Regions from separate parts of the Homo sapiens genome. Here region 1 is linked to region 2. A link is an interaction called in ENCODE POLR2A ChIA-PET data of the cell type or tissue named here. Cell type or tissue: IMR-90. All regions are shown on one strand. Links, peaks and the distances in the headings refer to the core of each region. The heading gives the core; the rest is flanking DNA.

Region 1 (4,400 bases), core at 332-4,331, 51 kb before region 2:
ATTTGCCCAATTATGTGAATTATGAGTGGAAAGTGTGGTTCACATAAATATGCCTTCTACAGAGCCAGCAAACAAAGCCTAATCATAGTAACAAATAGATTTGCTGACCTTAGTGGCCTAATTAACAGCTGACCCTGTGCCTTATTAAGTGTTGTCAGAAAATTAAGGGCTTTTTTTTCCCTAGATAAGTGAAATTGAGGATGATAAATTTTATTCTTACATAATAAAATGTCTAATTTAGTAACATTGCCTTGAATAGGTATAAATTTATTTAATTTCAAAACAAAACCAATTAAATGGAAACTTTGTAAGCGTGCATTTTCCCTCGTTTCTAATACAGTATCCTTTTTCTCTTATTTAATTAATTTCTTATGGTTTCAAATAAAATCCTTCTTTGCTTTCTTTCCCACTAATCAGAGAGCTTGAAATTCAAATGCATTTTGGAAGTACAACGGACAACTCTGCTGGGGCAAACCTTGTGCTTCAGGCTTATTTTTCTGCTCCTCCCAAGAATTTAATTAACTAATTAGCTTACTCAGGTGTAAGCAACAGATGCGTCACATCTGCCCATAATTTGTGACTAGCCGGGAACACTTTCTTACCCCACTTCAGACTGAAGAACTGCACTTGAATTGGCTATTTTGTGCCCACATGTTTCCCAACCCGTATAGAAGCTAATATATTGATCCTTACATTATTTCCTCCCAAGGAAATCAATGTATTGTGCCTCTTTTGATTATGCTGTATGATCAATTATCGTACCTCTCTTTCTCTTTCTGTCTGGCTTCTTAGCTTCCCCCATGTCTACATAATACTTGCATTTAAAGAACAAGTCATTTTTGTTCTAGAGTAGTTTGGCTTTTATAGCCCAGATATTTTCTCCATAGTTATTAGAATATGTGTTGAATGTTTTCTCCTACCACAAAGAAATACCTATTTATTATTTACACTACTTAGTGTCTTAGCAGCAAGCAACAAAATGACTGGCTGATTTTAATTTAGAAAATATCTTATGAAATTTGATTAGCTTAGAGAATTATCCAGAAGATTGGAGGAAACTTTTGGGAAATAAAAAAACAAAAAGAAGGTCACAACGTTAGAAAAGACAAAATACATCAGAAAATATTGTGAGGAAAATTGAATGCGTATATACACACACACAGAGGTCAATAAAAAGCATGTGGTCTGGGAATAATTTCATTGTAGTTAGAATTTCTTCTCCATAAGACACTTTAACATACACTGCTATGTATATTTCATGTTGCAGTGCTAATATATGCAGTTAATATATAGCTAATATATAGAAATACATAATATAATTCACATTTATACACACATGCTTACATACACACACAAAGATATACATCCATGAAACTAAGATCCAGTAGAAAGCAAAAATAATAATTTTCAGTTGTCTTATTTAAATGAATAGGAATATACTGTTCACTGTGATCCACATATACACTTTAAGTACAGATTTATACTGTACTTAATTTTTAAAAATTTTTTAAATTTTTTAAAAATTAAGCTGGTCTCAAACTCTTGATCTCAGGTGATCCACCCACCTCAGCCTCCCAAAGTGCTGGGATTACAATATGTTTTAGAGTCAACTGCATAGTTCATATTAACATCATCTTTTTGTTGAGCTCAAATCTCTTTATTATTTGTAAATTGTATTCTAGCTTTTTAAGTGAAAACTCTAAACCCTTTGTCAGCAACTTCTTCTTTTTTTTTTTTTTTTTTTTGAGATGGAATCTCACTCTGTTGCCCAGGCTGGAGTGCAGTGGCACGATCTCAGCTCACTGCAACCTCTGGCTATCATGTTCAAGCAATTCTCCTGCCCCAGCCTCCCGAGTACCTGGGATTACAGGTGTTCACCACCACGCCTGGCTAATTTTTGTATTTTTATTAGAGTCGAGGCTTCACCATGTTTGCCAGGCTGGTCTCAAACTCTTGATCTCAGGTGATCCACCCGCCTCAGCCTCCCAAAGTGCTGGGATTACAGGCGTGAGCCACCACGCCCAGACGTAAGCAGCTTCTTAAAGATGAAAGGAGCAATAATTAGACCCATTCAAGCTTTATAATGCCACATTTGGACCACTGTAACTAAGGGTCTTCAAGCTTTTCAGTTATGCTTTTGTTAAGTATTTTGTTTGTTATATTTCAAAAATATTGCTTTTCAGTTTTTTAAATTGAGAAAAAATTCAAAATTATTTTTGAGCTGGAATAGTTAAATTTTGTTAAGAATTAAATAATTCTTATTCAAGCACTAAGAATATTCCTCTTTCCTACAGTATCAGCTTAGTTAGTATTTTGTTTGACGGTACTAGAATATAAACAATTTCCACATATTGTACAAAAACTGTATCAACTAAATAACTTGTGAATTTTGCTACACATTTGGGGATTAAATATAAAACATTTATTTATGCAGATATGAAACAATTTAATAATTTGAAAGTAGAAAAATTATCTGTGCTAGTTAATCTTATGTGTCAACTTGACCAGACTAAGCAATACCCAGATAGCTGGTAAACATTATTTCTGTGTGTGTCTGTTAGGGTGTTTCCAGAAGAGATTAACATTCGAATCAGTATACTGAGTAAAGAAGATCTGCCTTCACTAATGTGGACAGGCATCATCCAATTTGTTGAGGGCTTTCATAGAACAAATAAGCAGAGGATGAGCTTTTTCTTTCTCTCTTCTTAAGCTAGAACATGCATCTTCCCCTACCCTTGGATATTGGAGTTTCTGATTCTTGAGCCTTCCACTAAATCACATAAGAATATATACCTATATTTATCCTATTGGTTTTTTTTTCCTCTGGACAATCCTAACCAATACATCATCTGAAAATAATATGATTTTAATTGTGTCATATATTGTGTAGTACAAATATGTATGTTTGTACATATATTTATGTTGTATTCACTTATTTTTGCTTTTAAAATACATATTGAAATTGCATAAATACTGAAAAATATTCAGGAATAGTTTCTTAAAAGAGAGATGCCAAACTTTAATACTAAATTAATACTGACAAGGATAAATAGGGTATATATGAAACAGTAAGAATCTTCCTCAGACTGAGCTCCTCCTCCCTCCACTCTTGTGTTTATATTCCAGCCTGTGTAGTTTTTCCATTCTTTATCCAAACATTTTCTGTTCCTTATGCTTGAGTCTGAGTGGGAAGGCTAGCTGTTTTACTAGTTCAATATACACATTAGCTTATAAAATATATACTTCTCCCTATCTCTTATAAATGAAATGGAGCTATAAACCTGAATTAGGAAAAGATTTAAAGCTTCATCATCTGAGTAGTGCAGACAATTTTGTGATGTGATTTGCAGATTTCTTTTCTGTGTAAGAAAATGTGTGCTGAGATCTTAAGATGCTGATGAAAACCTTCTTCATTGACTTTGTGCATCAAAGCTGAACATTGTTACAGCAGCAATATTATGTAGTTATCAACTATTGCTCTTCAGAAATTTCTATCTTTGAAGCAGTATTTTTTAAGTCTCTAAAAATGTCAGGTTGAGATAACATGTTTAAATGTCTGTTTTCTAATTTAAAAAGTTCTAAGATACGATTTTTAATATATCAATAGTTTCAAGTATGTGTACTGGCTTACCAGACTGTAATTTTATGAAGAACAGCAACCAGTCTTAAATAATTTTTCTCCATTACAGATTGCTCACTGTAATAATTCAAATGCATACAAATCAATATATAATTAATTAGGTTTTAAATATTTCCAAATGTAACTAAACTAAAAGAATGAATTTTTGAAATTAGTGAAACATTTTTTGTGTGAAAAACTGACTAAATTTTTGCTTTCCCAAAACTGATTACAGTATTTGTAGTTATACCTTAGATATTTATCTTTGTGATGCGTCAGCTTTTGTAAAGCTAAATGTACTTAATACATATAAAACTTAATAAAAATTACTGTTTTGTTCACTAACATTTTATAACTAATTTATATAAAGTAGAGCAACATAAAATTTTTATTTTACATAATCCAATTTTAAAGATAAATTTACACTTTTATTCTGAGCACAGTTTTGAAAATAATCATATATTAATAATATGATTAATATGTTATTGATATGTTTTAATAATGTCTGCAAAGTAAAACTGTTTTACTTTCCTGTTTTACTATCAAATTTTATTTGACAGAGCATCTTTTAAATAATCTTTTTTACTATGCATTAAAGTGTGAATGTTGTGACATAATTCTAACACTTTTGGACATTAATACAAAAAGAAAACCATAACTGAAAGTATGCAATGATAAACACAAACAGACACATACACACCCCTCAACAACAAAATTGAGGATGCTGAGAACTTACTGTATGTATTTCTTTCTGAGATACTAATAGTCTAATTGTAAAGAT
Region 2 (4,400 bases), core at 185-4,184:
GGATATTTTTACTATGATATCTCTAGTTGATCATTACTAGTTAATAATATGATTTTTAAAACAATTGGTGTTACATGTAGCTCACACTGCCCAATGCTTATTGTGAGACACTTCTAAATGCATGTATTAAACAGCTACAGCTTTTTTTTTTTTTTTTTTGAGACAGAGTCTCACTATGTCACCTAAGCTGGAGTGCAGTGGCATGATCTCGGCTCACTGCAACCTCTGCCTTCTGGGTTCAAGCGATCCTCCTGCCTCAGCCTCCCAAGAATCTGGGACTACAGGTGCATGCCACCAAGCCCGGCTAATTATTTGTATTTTTAGTAGAGACGGGATTTCACTGTGTTAGCCAGGATGGTCTCGATCTCCTGAACTCGTGATCCACCCGCCTCGGCCTCCCAAAGTGCTGGGATTGCAGGAGTGAGCCACCGCACTCGGCCAGCTACAGCCTTTGTTTATAGTGTTTTAAAATTAAAACATGTAGCTGACTTCTATTAGTATTTCTTCTAATAGTCTTTCATCATTAAACTGCATGTTACACATTAAAAAATTTGAAGGCAGAAAAAAAAATTATGGTTTAATATTTTCTGGCTTAAAATATTGTCATGTTTCATAAATCATGCAGAACTAAAATGTGCAAATAACATATTTTACCATTTATAATATAAAGCTTTTTGTATGCTTTACAAATAAAGCTTGTTATTGAAATCATATAGAGGGCTAAGTAGATTTTTTAAACTTAATTTTAACAACTATTTAAAAGATAAAAAATGCCTTTGAAAGAGCCAAGATGGCCAACTAGATGCAGCCAGGAGGAACTTTTCCCATTAAGAAAGACCAGACCATCAAGTAGAGCAGCAGACTACCCAGATTTTCTGAAAGAAGGCATTGAGAGTCGATAGATGTAGGTCGCAGGCCACAGGACTGAAAGGGAAACAGTCTGGACACCTTGCATGGGATTGCTGAGGATCAGAATGTGTTCCTGGATTTAAGTGGCTCCTATGAAAAGGGTGAGAGAAATAGGCCTGGAGTGGTCTACCCTCACCGAGGACCTCCACGATCTGGGCTGTGGGAGACCCCATGACCCCTACGGACATTTTAGTTAGCAGGAAGAACTGCTTGGAGAGTTGGCAGAGCTAGAACTCCAGTCTGTACAGAGTCCACAGGGTTTGGTATGGAAGTGGCTGCAGTGGACCACAGCCATGAGTGACCATCCCCCAAGCCTTGTTTTGTTTATTTTCGGTAGTTTAGCCTTTGTTAGCTGCTGCACCTGGGCAGAGTAGGGCTGCCTTGCTAGTGGGACAGAGCCCGTGTAATCTGAATGCACCCCTGTCTGTGGGTCCCTAACTGGTCACACCCACTTGCAACACAGCTTCAGCTGCCTTACAGAATGATTACCGTTGGCCACACTCATAGATCTTTCACCAGCAGTTCCCACCTTCCCATCAGAGCACTTTTGCAGACAGACTCCTGCCAGTACACACCCAATCAGAGCCTCCCCCGTCTACTACCCTGCCACATACACACACCCACATCCCTCCCCCAGCATCCCCCAGGGCCCCCACCTGAACATTTTGCTGGCAGCCTCCATGGGAGTGTTATTGCCAGCAGATTGGTAACACCTCAGCTCCCCAAGTACAGCAGGTATTTGACCTCAAGAGGCCAGAGAAGAAAGCCATGGGCCTAATCCCAGCACACCAGAGAAAGAGCACACAGTTCAGGAGTGTTGAGATGAGCCTTGGTCCCCTGGAAGCATTTAGAAATAAAGTCAATTGACTAAACCCAACTTATGCCACAGTCAAACCCTCAAGGGCATCACAAAATATAAAAGCAAAAAGCCCTATTCAAAAGACAACAACTCCAAAGATTAAAGAAACATCAATTCACACAGATGAGAAAGAGTCAATGTAAGAATTCTGACAACTCTAAAAGCCAGATGACTACATTCTTAACTCCAAGTGACTACACTAACTCCCCAGGAATGCTTCCTAACTGACTGAAATAGCTGAAATGACAGACACAGAACTTAGAAACTGGATGGCAAGGAACCTCAATGAAATACAGGAGAAACTTGAAGCCCAATCGAAGGAAACAAAATGATGACAAAAATTTTAAAAAAATTTCAAAAAATGAGCAAAATCACTAAGAATTGGCATTGTTTGAAGAGACCAAACCTGTGATTCACTGGCATTCCTGAAAGAAATGGAAAGTGAGCAAACAACTTAGAAAACATATTTGAGAACACTGTCCATAAAAATTTTCCCAACTTTGCCAGAAAGGTTGACATGCAAACTCAGGAAATTCAGAGAATCCCTGCAAGATACTATTCAAGATGACCATCCCCAAGATACATGGTCATCAGATTCTCCAATGTCAGTATGAAAAGAAAAAAAGTCTTAAAGGGAGCTAGGGCAAGTCATATGCAAGGGGAACTCTATTAAACTAACAGTGAACCTCTCAGCAGAAACCTTATAAGCCAGAAAAGATTTAGGGCCTATATTCAGCAATCTTAAAAAATGAATTCCAACTAAGAATTTCATATCCAGCCAAACCAAACTTTATAAACAGAGAAATAAACACTTTTTGGATAAACAGATGCAAAAATGCAAAGGGAATTTGTTATCACAAGACCTTGCTTATAAGACATCCTTAAGGGAGTGCTAAACATGGAAATGAAAGACCAATACCTGCCACCACAAAAACACACTTACATACATAGCCTACTGACACTACAAAACAACTATACAATGAAGTCTGCAAAATAACTAGCTAGCAATATGATGACAGGGTCAAATCCACACGTCAATATTGACCTTGAATGTAAATGAGCTAAACACTCCACTGGAAAGGCAGAGTGGCAAGTTGGATAAAAAATTGTGTGTTGCCTTGAGACACCCATCGCAGATGCAATGACTCCCAGAGGCTCAAAGTATAGAGTTGGAAAAAAATATATTAGGCAAACAAAAAACAGAAAAGAGTAGAGGTTGCTATCCTTATATCAGACCAAACTAACTTTAAACCAACAAAGATAAAATTGTACTAAGAGAGACAGCCATGGTGGCTCACACCTGTAATCCCAGCACTTTAGGAGGGTGAGATGAGTGAATCTTTTAAGCCCAGCAATTCGAGACCAATCTGGACAACATGGCAAAACTTCATCTTTACAAAAAATACAAAAATTAGCTGCTCATGGTGGTGTGTGCCTATAGTCCCAGCTATTCAAAAAGCTGAGGTGTGGGGATTGATTGAGCCCAGGAAGTAGAGGCTGCAGTGAACCATGATCAGGCCACTGCCCTTCAGCCTAATCAACAGAGCAGGACAAAAAAAAAAAAAAAAAGAGAGATGAGATGGGGAGAACAAAGAAGGGCACTACATAATAATAAAGGGTTCAGAAAACTTAACTCTCCTAAATACATATGCACCCAATATTGGAGCACTCAGACTCATAAAACAAATTCTTAGAAACTTACAAGGAGACTCAGATAGCCACACAATGACAGCGGGAGACTTAAAGATTCCCTGACAGTGTTAAACAGATCATCAAAGCAAAACACTAGCAAAGATGTTCAGGACCTGAACTTGACACTACCAAATAGACCTAACAGACACCTAGAGAATACCCTACCCAACAAGAGAATACCCAACAAGAGAATAAACATTTTTCTCATCTGCACATGGCACATACTCTGAGATTAAACACACACTCAGCCATAAAGCAGATCTCACCAAATTCAAAACAATGGAACTTGTGTCAACCACACTTTCAGACCAGATCACAATAAAAATATAAGCCAATACCAAGGAGGCGCTCTCAAAACCATACAATTACATTAAAATTAAATAACTTGCTCCTGAATTTCTTTTAGGTAAAGAATGAAATAAAAGCAGAAATAAAAAAAAATGTTTGAAACAAATGAAAACATAGATATATCAGAATTTCCGGGACACTGCTAAAACAGTGTTAAAGGAAAGTTTATAGTGCTAAACACCTACATCAGAAAGTTAGAAAGGTCTCAAACTAACAACCTAACATCATACCTAGAGGAACTAGAAAAATAGGGCAAACAAATCCCAAAGCTATCAGAAGAAAAAAAAATAACCATAATCAAACCTGATCTGAAAAAAATTGAGTACAAAAATCCATATAAAAGATAATGAAACCAACAAGTTCCCTCTTAGAAAGAATATATAAGACTGATAGACTGCTAAACAATATTATTAAGGAAGAAAAGGAAGATCCACACAAGCAAAACCAGAAATGACAAAAGTGACATTTCCATTGACCCCACAGAAATACAAAATATCATCACAGGCTATTACAAACACATCTATGCACACAAACTAGAAAACCTAGAAGAAATGGATACATTTCTGTAAACATACAACCTCTCAAGATAGAA

The links. ChIA-PET counts read pairs that join two places held together with the same protein. Peaks named below come from ENCODE experiments on the same cell type or tissue, not always from the same donor. Only the 100,000 strongest peaks of a DNase experiment are listed, where the experiment ranks them.
Region 1: POLR2A ChIA-PET joins it to region 2 with 5 read pairs; 2 of 35 experiments call an interaction of 5 or more read pairs at or near these places.

Annotation. Positions count from the first base shown.
Region 1 is chr4:132,048,393-132,052,792 of GRCh38, forward strand. The region is part of intron 1 of LOC105377428 (a long non-coding RNA gene); the gene reads right to left. Among named protein-coding and RNA genes, the nearest start is that of SNHG27, 290 kb to the left of the region's middle. In IMR-90, for the core only: no CTCF peak of the experiment used is centred there; no DNase peak of the experiment used is centred there.
Region 2 is chr4:132,099,737-132,104,136 of GRCh38, forward strand. No RefSeq gene overlaps it. Among named protein-coding and RNA genes, the nearest start is that of SNHG27, 340 kb to the left of the region's middle. In IMR-90, for the core only: no CTCF peak of the experiment used is centred there; a DNase peak (open chromatin) is centred at 1,975.